Linked DNA regions of Homo sapiens: region 1 is linked to region 2. A link is a contact called in ENCODE Hi-C or POLR2A ChIA-PET data. All regions are on one chromosome and are shown on one strand. The core of a region is the stretch at or near the end of the contact, and the rest is flanking DNA. Distances in the headings are between cores, read along the strand shown.

What was found. Hi-C counts contacts between places; a loop is a spot of excess contacts on that map. ChIA-PET counts read pairs that join two places held with the same protein, here RNA polymerase II (POLR2A). Pooled maps may share reads with other maps.
Region 1: a pooled map shows a loop between it and region 2 (5-fold over the local background). The contact joins two enhancer-like sites. A Hi-C loop is called at or near these places in 1 of 37 single-sample maps with no recorded cell type and 8 of 50 pooled maps. POLR2A ChIA-PET finds 5 or more read pairs at or near these places in 5 of 52 experiments (T-cell, WTC11, activated B cell and 2 more).

The regions. Positions count from the first base shown.
Region 1 is chr2:207,308,027-207,313,422 of GRCh38, reverse strand. No RefSeq gene overlaps it. Among named protein-coding and RNA genes, the nearest start is that of MIR1302-4, 41 kb to the right of the region's middle. RefSeq lists an enhancer at 2,318-3,067. Within about 2 kb of position 1,847, at least 10 of the 41 ENCODE cell types and tissues checked have a DNase peak (open chromatin) inside an H3K27ac peak, as active enhancers do.
Region 2 is chr2:207,140,345-207,145,802 of GRCh38, reverse strand. The region is part of intron 1 of KLF7 (KLF transcription factor 7); the gene reads left to right. Among named protein-coding and RNA genes, the nearest start is that of KLF7, 23 kb to the left of the region's middle. RefSeq lists an enhancer at 3,020-3,521. Within about 2 kb of position 1,947, at least 30 of the 41 ENCODE cell types and tissues checked have a DNase peak (open chromatin) inside an H3K27ac peak, as active enhancers do.

The DNA.
Region 1 (5,396 bases), core at 598-3,097, 170 kb before region 2:
TGGAGACTCTGTCTCTTCCAGACACTCCCAGGCTTGGGTGAAATGTCATACTAAAGGACAGAGGAGTTGATTTCAGGGGAGACTGGGGAGACATGGGTAAAGATAAGGCAATATGGAAGCGTGGGGCGGTAAAATCTCCAATGGGTGAATATTGACCAATGTTCTGTTCTCTCTTGATACATTGCTTCAGGGTAGAGTTTCTCCATGTAAGATGTCCTGTGTGGTCCAATGGATGCTCTTGTCAAGTGACCAATGTGTCCCTTTGTGGCTTCACACGAAGCAGTAGTCAATGTAGGAGCCCACCCGTGTTTTATTTCTTCTCATTCTTTCTGTTTTTTTTTCTTTCCCTTTTCCCTCATTCCCAATGCCTAGGGATTGTACCTCCTACTTAAAGCACCAGCACTTGATCCCTGCCTCAGGCTCTGTTTTCTAGGAAATTGAGTCTATACATATTTTATTTCAAACTCTTGCCAACATTTTGACTCAGGCAGGTATTTTTGTTGTTGTTGTTATTGATCATATTTTAGAGATGAAAAAGCTAAGGCCCAGAGAGTTTAAGCGACTAGCCCAAGACTACATTCATTCATTCATTACTTCATTTATTTAGCAGACATTTTTCAAACACTGTCTGTGTGCCAGGCACTGTTCTATGTGCTGGTGGTGACTAAGAGAGACAAGGTTATGCCTTCATGAAACTTAAATATGAATTGGTGGAGACAGATGGTACATAAGTAAATACATCAATCAACAAATTAGGGCAGTGGTAAATTATATTATTCTATTCTATACAACAGGGTTTTGTGTTAGAAAGTGGAGGGAAGGCAAGGAGAGCTAATTTATAATGTGATCAGGACAAGCATTTCTGAAGAGGTGACACATGAGCTGACGCCAGGGCTAGGTTAGAACTTCTAGAGGCTCTAAAAACTCATAGTTCCCCATCCCTGCTTGTGTATTGTAATTCGAATAGAAACAGTACCATGTTGTGTAATGAAGTCCAACATAGAAGGTGCCTGGTAAATATCTGCTAAATGAATGAATTAATGAACAAATGACAGATTCTTATTTTCCCCATGATGACTACTTGGATTTTAAAAATATATATCAAATTTCAAATTCTCCTCCCAACCCCCCAAAAAAACCTTTTTCTGGGAGAGTGTTCCCTATTGAGTAATGCAGTATTTGTTAAGGGTGAAATGATTAGCAGACTACAGACACTTTTAGGACATTGTAGGCAGAGGGAACAGCATGTACAAAGACAATGAAGTATGAACCAGCCTGAGTGACTTAAAGGAACAGAAAGATAGGCTGATGTGTCTGGGGAGTAGCAAGTGAGAGGGAGAGAGGTGTGAGATGGGGTAAGAGAGATGGCAAAAGCCAGATGATACAATCTTGAATTCCATGATGAGGGGTTAGGATTTTATTTTAAGGGCAATAGGGAGCCATAGGAAGATTTTTAGCAGGTGAGCGACATGATGAAAGTGATTGCTAAGTGGTAATTCTAAGTCTAGAACTCAAACCTCTGACTCCTGGACCTAAGTATTTCTATACTAAGCAGGTGTCAGAATTGGAACCAGGGGCTAAAGTCTGAGGCTCCCACTCCTGTGATAGAGTGAAGCCTAGCTTCATAGTCGTGTCTTGTAATATGAGGCCTTCAGATGACGCAACAATATGTCTCCAACTGTACCCTGTTTCCTGGCAATAGATAGTATGAGACAGACTCATGAAAGCACATCTGCTCAATTGGGCCTGTGTTGTTCCATCTATAGACTGGGACTGATGTAACCTCTCACCCATATAGGGAGGTGGTGGAGTGGTGACTCACAGGTCATCAGGACAGGAAGCATGTGATGTTGGGACTGCTGAGAATCACCAGTGGTTCTCATCAGTCTGAATACTCCAGTCGTCAGAACAGCAACATCTATCCTGTCATTAAAGAAGTGAACATTATGGAGAAAGTGCTTCATCCAGTGTAAGAGGGCTATGTGGTTATGTGCAGTAACAAGGGAAAGGCCAGCAGGAGTCTCATGGTTTTAAACATCATCCAGAAAAATGGCAGGGAAAGACTGGTAACCACCATCTGATGAGTAAAGTTTTATTCTGTTACTGTTTGTTGCTTTTGCCTGAAAAGGATGGAGGATTTTCTTAAATGGGACACCTTTGCGAAGAATTCTGAGATTCTCAATAAATGGGCACGTCAGTGCATATGTCGGGGGTCACTATTCTGAGGAGGATTCAGGACTTATCCATAGGCTTGAAGCTTTTCTCTCCCTTTCCCTCCCAACTTCCATTTTCTTAAAAGAGAACTCCAGTCTGGAGACACAAGCTCCTGTTTTCTCAGCGATGCCTCTCTCCAGGGAGGAGAGTGGGACCAGGCAGTTCTTGAGGCCTTTGGTAATTCATGCACCTTGTGCTTTTGCACCGTAAGTGCACGAATTCCCAACACTGACACAGCCATCCCCTTAACTCCCTAGCCTGTACCCCAGAGCAGCTGTGCTTTCTTCTGGCTCTGCAGATATCAATTCCTAAATAGGATGCCTTGAGGACATCAGAGAGACTGCCCCCTCCAGCTGATCACTTATGTGACATTTTGATGTTATTAATGTGTGTTCATCTGCTCCCTTCCTTCTCCCAAAAGGAGACAGGGAGAGAAACATTATTGAATAGAAATGCGGGGACCCACGGAGTGAGCATGCAGGAGGGGGAAGGGAGAGAGGAAATTTAAACTGGAGAGAGGTTGATGGAGCTGAGGGACGTGGAGAGGACTCCAAGGGGAGTGGGTAAACGACAGTTTGTGCATCACAAATCACACCTTCTCTCGAGTCCAACTGTTTCACCATCCTGCCCCCACCAGCCCGGCGCCTCTTAGCAATTCCCCGGCTGTCAGCTCTCTACCTGCTTGGCTCTGGCTGCTCTGCTCAGAGCTGCTCCCCTGGGCCTCCCTGGCTTGTCAGTGGGCTGCGTCAGCATCACGCCACACTGTCTCCCGTTGGCCCGGTGATCAACGCCTGACGGGCCGGCCCTCTCTCCCCTCTCAGCTGGGGCCAATGGGAGTCAGGGGAAGGTTTTGGTTACAAACGAAAATAAAATAAATAAGTCATACTCCTGCACTCAGGAGTCTGGGAAGAACGTCTTCATGGCCTCATAAATAATCTTTCCTTTTAAATCTGTCCTTCTTCTTCTAGATGTGCCTCCCACCCGCCCTCCACCCCGGCCCCCTTGGGCTGCCCCTTACAGTGCAGGGAATACAAAATGAGAGGCTTAGATTTAGACTTGGTGTTGGTAATAGCACCTCCCACAAAGGCATTTGTACCGTGTGTGTGTGTGTGTGTGTGTGTGTGTGTGTGTGTGTGTGTGTGCGCGCGCGCGCGCACGCAGGAGCACATGCACAGAAGCCAGCAAGATAGAATTCATGACAGTGTTATACTGATCCCACCCTGACTCATGGTCTTCTGACTTTTGCAACAAGTCACCCAGCCCCCTCCCAGGTTACCCCTCGACCCTGTCTTCCTACCCCAAAGCTCTCAGTTTATTTATTTCTTCCCATTACAGGGAAGCTTAAATGTGGGGATTAAATGGACTACCCTATTTTAAGATGCCTAGAAGTTTTTCTTAAAATCCATATCTATATCTCTCTTTATTGGACATTTAATTAAAGTTCATTCACTTTGAATCTTCTGCTTAAGACATTGTCCTCTTTTTCAAAACATATACCTTAAGGTAGGGGGTGTTATTAATCTCGTACCTTGAATGTGAATAAAAGTGCTTGAAAATTGGACCTCAGAGGGTCAGGAGAGATGGCCAGAACTCCTGAAGACCCCGTGGTTGTGGGGAGGAGGGGTGCATGCTAGAGAAAGTCTAGGGGGCTTTGCTGGATTGCCTAGGGTTGCCCAGGAGCTTTCCTAAGCATGATTCATCTTGGTCATCAGGCGGGTGTCCTCTGAGCAGATGCCGTGGTGGCATGAGGAGACAACCATGGGCACAGGGGCCAAAGAGTTAGAGGGGAGCTGGGGAGGAGAAGCATTGAGAAATTAATGCTCAGTGCACGAGAGGCCCCCAAAGTGGTCAGTTTTTTCTTGAAAAGTCTTCATTTTAGACCAGGGTGGGCAACCTTCCTTGGCCACTCCTCCCACACTCCCTTCCTTGCCTCACTCCAATGCACACTGCATGAAGAGAGTGGGAGTTTGCCCTCTATTGACTGCGTCCAGAGAGGGTCATCTGACCAGTCTTCTGGTCTGTTAAGGGGTCCAGGTGCCTGGTGTGCTACGTGAGGTTAAGAAGAAAGAAGAGAATGTGAAAAGATTAGATTTTTGGAAATGTTGCCCAACTTCTGCCAGATGGGAACATTGAAGGCACTACATGGCCATGGGCTTTCCTCTGAGAAATGCCAAGATGGAGCCATGTTGGTTCAGAAGGACAGACAGGCAAGATATCTGCTGCCATTTAATCATTATCTAGGAAGATTTCACAGTGTTCAGAGCCACACACATTTTTATCTCTTTGATCTCTTTCTAACTGCTTCCTCTGCATGGTTGCCATGCTGAGGCAGTGGTGAAGTTTTTATAGACTGTACTTTTGGTGGGTGGAGTAGCTTCCAGATTGGGTTGTGGTACAAGATGCAGAAGACTTCATCGCAGAGCCTCTGCATAGAGGTGGATTTGCCATGAGGCTAGTGCATTTTAAGCTTCAGGGCCTTTCACTTCCATGGGCTCTGTCCATGGCTCTGAAGCTGGCCAAAGAATAATCACACTTGAGGATACATTTTGCCCTTGGGAGGAAAGACTCCAGGAAGAGATCTAGGTAGGCTCTGTTTCACCAATAAATTCCAGGGTCCTGTGTACTTGGAGTGAGATCAAGAAGTAGGGGGCATGGGTTTTGAGCAGACATGTCTCCTAGCCCTGCAGATTTCTTGCCCTGTGCAGAGAGACACCAAGGGCAGAGGAGCAGAATGTATTCCTGTGAAGTACAGGTTCCCTCTTGCCTGGATGGTTCTGATGGTATCCCGATACGATGTCTGAGATTAGGAGTATGTGGGTATACAGGGAATAACAATATTTCAAATAGAGCCAGAAGTTAGCTTTTGGAAAATTATTCCACATCTTACACTTCATATGTATAAAAGAAATTTGATAAGTTCCCCAAGATTTGACAACTATCCTAATAGTTTACATGAGAATGACTTCTGGAACTAAAAAAAATAAAAAATTTTTTCTAAACCGTCAATAATAGAAGGTGAATTTTGGTCAATGATGCTAGAGGAAAGACTGAATTGCTTTTGAGTTTTTCCTATAGGAAAGAATTTACAAAATCCTTGTCATGTGAAGAAGTTACTAAAGAGCATGCAGCAAAGATTGTAGAGGAACAAGTATTATAGGCATGTGAGGATGTTAATTAATAAA
Region 2 (5,458 bases), core at 698-3,197:
GATGCAGTGGTGAACCTGACATTGCCCATGCTCTTGTGGAACTTAAAGTCTAGAGGTGGACCTGGAAGATAAATAGGCACAGAAGTTTAAATTGTGATTGGGAAATAAGGGAAAGATTAGGGTGCCAGGAAAGAATACTCCTTAGTGACATTCACAGTCACATCTGACATAATGAAGGAATATTTCTACTCATCTTCCCAAAAATATTCTTCTCAAAAACTTTTCCTGAAAGTTTACAGTTACCACTCAAAAGGAATCTAAAATGGAACAGACATTGAGAACACTTACAACTGACACCTGTATTTCATTTATGATTAGTCTCTTTTTGGGTTTGATAACTTCCCATCCATGTATCTACCTGTAATTTTCATCTTGCTAAGCAAAAAAGTTGTCATACTTTATATAGTAGGTATATTGCCAGTGTTGAATAGATGTATTATTGTTTAAAGGTTCATTAAAAGAAACTCTCAACTTCTTTCTTAGTGTATTTGTAGTATTTCTTCCATTGGAAAAAAATGAGTGAAGAATAGGAAAAGTTATTGGGTCTTTCCATGTTACATATTAAATCATGTCAAATAAGAGATTTTGACTGAGCCTGCCAGTAAGGTCTTAATGATACGTTACTGCACAGTATTTCCTAACAAAGTCTGTATACATGTAAGCAGCAGGTAGTTATGGTCATCAGTGGTGGCAATTCGTTTTTACAATATAGATACGAGAGTTCCATTCCTTAAGTTCTGCCCCAGAACGGACTGGTGAGTTGTCACTGTCCCTGTTGACAAATGTGAATAATAACTAAAAATACTTCAGGCTGCATTTGTCTGATTCTGGCTTGGTATGTGGCTAAAGGGGAAAAAAACCTTTCTGGGAAGTGTGATGCTTCTTTAACAGCAAATGGATTGAATTGATGCAAGTCTGATGTGCAACAGGGGGTACTTAACCTTCTATCTAGAATCAAACGCCAGAATTGGAGAAGCTGAAGCCAACCACGACTTCATAAAGATAAGACATTTACTTGATCTGCATGACTGGAGGAAGGATTTGGGGACTAAGATGTGTTTGAAAACTTAGTTGGTTTACTTTTAATGTCAGCAGATTTGCTGCCCTGAAATGACAGATATGGAAGCTGCTTGGGGATAGTGGCAGGATGACCGAAAGACCAGCACAGATCTTCAAAGAAAGGGGAAGACTGAGCCACCCTGTGTTCATTGGGTATCATGGGAGTTGGTGATAGAGGCAGTTGGCTTGGGTCATATGACCTATGAGAGGGAAACAGTGACCCAGCTGGGTGGGAGTCCTAGGCAAATCAGAAGGAACACAAGGATAGGGTTGGTGGTGTCATTTTCATGAAGTAGAGCTATTATTTCGTTCTGGTGAAAAAATGTATAAGTGTTCATTTGGGTACTTGTCGGTAACCCAAGAAAACAGAGTGAAAAATGATTGACAGTGGATGCTTTAAAATTTGTGACTGCAGATGAAGGAGCATCCCATTTGTATGACACATTTAAAACTTCTGCCTTAGGTTAGTCCCTTGACATGACTTTTCACTTGCTGGCATTTTGGAAGTCTATGCCAAATGACAGCTCTCTGCCACCCAGCCTTTGCTCAGTCTAGCTATGCTTTTTTTTTTTTTTCTCCCCCCCGCTGTGACGACTCCTAGACCAGGGCCAGGGTTTTTATGGGAGCCTCTCTACATTGCGTTCATCTGTTGCGCTTACACAAGCAGTTGCCTCCCTTGAGTTAAGACTCTAATGAAGCATGCTTTCCCCTGGAGCCAGCCTGCCCCTCCCCTGGCCTCTCTCTCTCCACCAAGGCAGAGAGCGAAGCCCTCTCTTATGATATTGCAGAGTTAATAATGCTGCTCTATTGGTTTTGTGAGCCTCTCAGTCACAGGGGGAATGTGTGGGGGATGGGCCCCAAGCTAGGAAGTGTGCCTCCTCTAACTCTCTTTCCGGCCCTGAAGCTTTTGTTTTGAATCTGGAAGCTTCAGACCAGGGCTGGATTTCCAAAGGTCAAATGTGCCTGCACATTTTGTCCTTAATGAGTGAGCCTTGCCCTGGAGCCCTCGCTGAAGGCGCCTGCGTTGAATCTGAGTAGTAGCCACAGAAGCAGTAGCTCCATAGCCAAATCCATTTGCCTGACATGCCACCCTTGAGAGAGCCTCCACGAGCCACTGAGGGTTACTGGCCAGGAGAATGTGGTCATAAATGCATGTCTACAGGAATGGGTGAGGTTTCCTTTTTGCTTAGAAAGCCAGAAAAACATCAACAGAGAGAGGCTACAAAGCAGAAAAACATACCCAGACTCCGAACCTTCAGTTCCCTCAACTGACAAAATACTTGAGGGTTTTAAATAGAAACAGTTTAACTTTTTTTTTTTTTTGGTAAATGGAGGGATTTTTTTTTTTCATGTCATTTCTTTTGTTCCTCTTCCTCATTTTCTTCTCCTCCTCCTCCTTTTACTTTAAACTTTACGTGTGAAGATCAACTGATCTCTGAGGAACTGACGTTTCTTTTATTTGATGATGAGAATTTCCTAACTCATTGTTGATCTTTTTGCTTCAGCTACCAGGCAAATCAGAGATGAGTTTAATTCTGTGCTTAATCCAGTGGCATTGTATTTTAGCTAAGATTTTTTTTGATAGTATTTATTTCCATCTTTTTGGGTTTTGTCCTCATTTTGATTTGTTATGTTTTTGTTGTTGTGTTGTTTTCTAAATTGGGAGTATCAGTCTGAAAAAGAAAATGCCTTGAATGATTTCTTTGACATTTAGGTTCAGGAATATCACTGGGCAACATTAATACGGCTACTGGGTTTCACTAATATCTTTTGAGCTCTTTAATCTTTCCCTGAGTTATCACTGAAGATCTAGAGAAACAGCTACTGCCTTTTAGAAGTGCGTTGGCAAAGCTTAACCCAGAGCAAACCACCAATGTAATTGTCAGCCAAAAATAGAAGACATTTTTTAGGCCCGAGGGCATGCATTTCTTGCTCCTCCGTAATGTGTACCCCATTCATCAGAATCCTAGACTGCTCATCCTTTTCCAGACACACAGTGGGGCTTTCACCTCTCTACACCCTTGCTCACACTGTGTGCACTTTTTAGAATGTCATTGTTCCCTTTCTCCACTTGGCAAAAGTTCACTCATTTGCCAAGGTCTGTTTCAAATGTGACTTCTTCACAAGGCCTTCACTGACCTCTGCAGGGAGAGTGAGTGGGTTCCTTCTCTGTGTTGCCATACCACTTCATTCAGCCTAGTGCTTAGTCGCATGTGCTGTGTTATCTTGAATTGCATGTATTTCTATCCCTCTCTTCCTGTGATACCATGAGCACCTTGTAGGCAGATATTGAGCTCTAGAATCGCTTGAAGTCTCCAGCACAATGTCCTATATAAAGTGGAAGCTCAGTAAATAACTGTTGAATTAATTTGAAAGAAGTACAAGATAACAGACCCTGCCCTGAAAGGCCATCAGAGTTCAAACAGGTGTCACCTGTTTATCTTAGCAGAGCTTTTTCTCCCCAGGCATTCATTATCTTATTGGGCAAAATCTACCAATCTCCCAGTCACCTCAGTGAAGAGCATGCAATGAAAAATAATAGTAGCTCCTAATCAAGATTTTTAAAAAATTCATTGAAGAAGTATTTATTGAGCAGCTATTGATTATGCCCAAAAGAAGTTTAAAGCTTGGTGCCAGACCTCAAGGCTCATTGGATTTGTCAGAGCTCTTGCCTCTTCCTGCTTGACATTTCATGGTGCCTTCTCTACAGATTTCTCATTCTTGTGACAAGATTCTTATTGAGAGCAGGGATTCCAGCCGAGTACTGCGGGGCAGGAGGAGCTGAGCAGGGCCGAATGAAAGTGCAGCTCATCATTATTTCCTTCAGCTGGGTCTCTCCTCAAATAAGGGATTTCTTAGGGAAACTGTGGGACGTGAGGCTTAAGGTTCTCCAGCTGATAACTACCCTAAGAGACAGTTATACCATAATTTGGATCCACAGGGAAGAAAGAACTGCCCAAATATGCCTCTGTTTTTTTCTTTTGCCTCTGCTTTCATTTGAAACAGAAGGCTCAGACTGGCAGCTGTGGGCCCTTTGCTTGTCTCACGCACTCTAACTTTTTAATACTCATTGCCAACATTGAAACAATTGGAGAGATTCCACATAAACCCCAAAAGATTTGGGCTTCCTTTAAAAACACTTGCCAACTCTGGACCTCTGTTTTCTACATGATATCGATGAGCTGGTGCTATGTACCAACTTCCCCTTTTAGATGGCATGTGCTATCCAGTTTACCACAGTCCCCACCCCTCATTATTGTCATATTCCTTGACTGTTTCACTAATGTATGTTATGCTCCTAGTCCCTGAATGTGTTTGAGTTTGATTCCTAACCTAGATTTATGGGAAGATGTGTTACCTTTTAGAGGAAAGCATCCTCAGAAATAGCATCTACCTACTGCAGCACCCTAAGGACAAGTATGTGGTCTTGTATCATGGGACCTTGTCTAGGAGACTGAGCAGAAACTGCAGTCCAGAGTCTGAAATTGAGATACCTGGAGCATGGCACTGCTATAAGCAGAGGGATCAGAGTAGGGAATTCCATTTTCCTCATACCCTGGTTCCCTAAGCAAACAAGATTTGGTCATGAGAAATTTATTATATTCACGGAGGATTTTCATACCATTGGGAAGGATATATATATAGTCCATTTTATATATCTCTATATATATACTAATACTTTTGGTTTCTTGATAAAGAAACCAGAGACTGAAGATGAGATGACTTGAGGAAACGCATAGAGCTAATTATGTAGAAGGAGCAGGCAGAAGTCATCCTGACTTTTGTCTGTGTTCTCTCCATGACTCCACATTGTCTTTTATTTTACATACTTACAAAAAGTCTCAAAGTTGAAGGATTTGGTGTCCAAGACGGATCAGGTACCCTTTACAATGAGATACTTAATTGCCTGCTTTTAACAGAGATGGTCTTCTACCAGCATACATTTCTGAATCACAATAGTCTTCCTCACCCACTGGCCCACCCTTCTTTTTAGTCTGTTACTAACAGGTGATTATAGACACAACTACTTTAATGTTTAGGCTCCATGTAGGGAGCAGGGCCAAGTGTAAATTGTGCCCTTGAGGTGATCTGCTTCCCAGAGTTTGATGATCCTCTTGGTTAGAGGTGTGTTACTGATGGGAGCAGCTACTGGCATCCAAGATTTTTATACAAGAATGAGATGCTTACTGTTCATCTGTTTTCCATTGCTCCTATTTTTACTCCTCTTGTTGCTTCTATTTCTTACATGCTTTTTTTTCCTCACTGCATTTTCTGTTTTGAACAAAAGGGATGGGTGATATATGATACTGGTGTTGGAAAATGCATTAGTCTCTAAGGACTGGGAGAAAAATGTTGACTTATTTAGTCCAATTTGTATTTTCATATTTATTAAAATTAG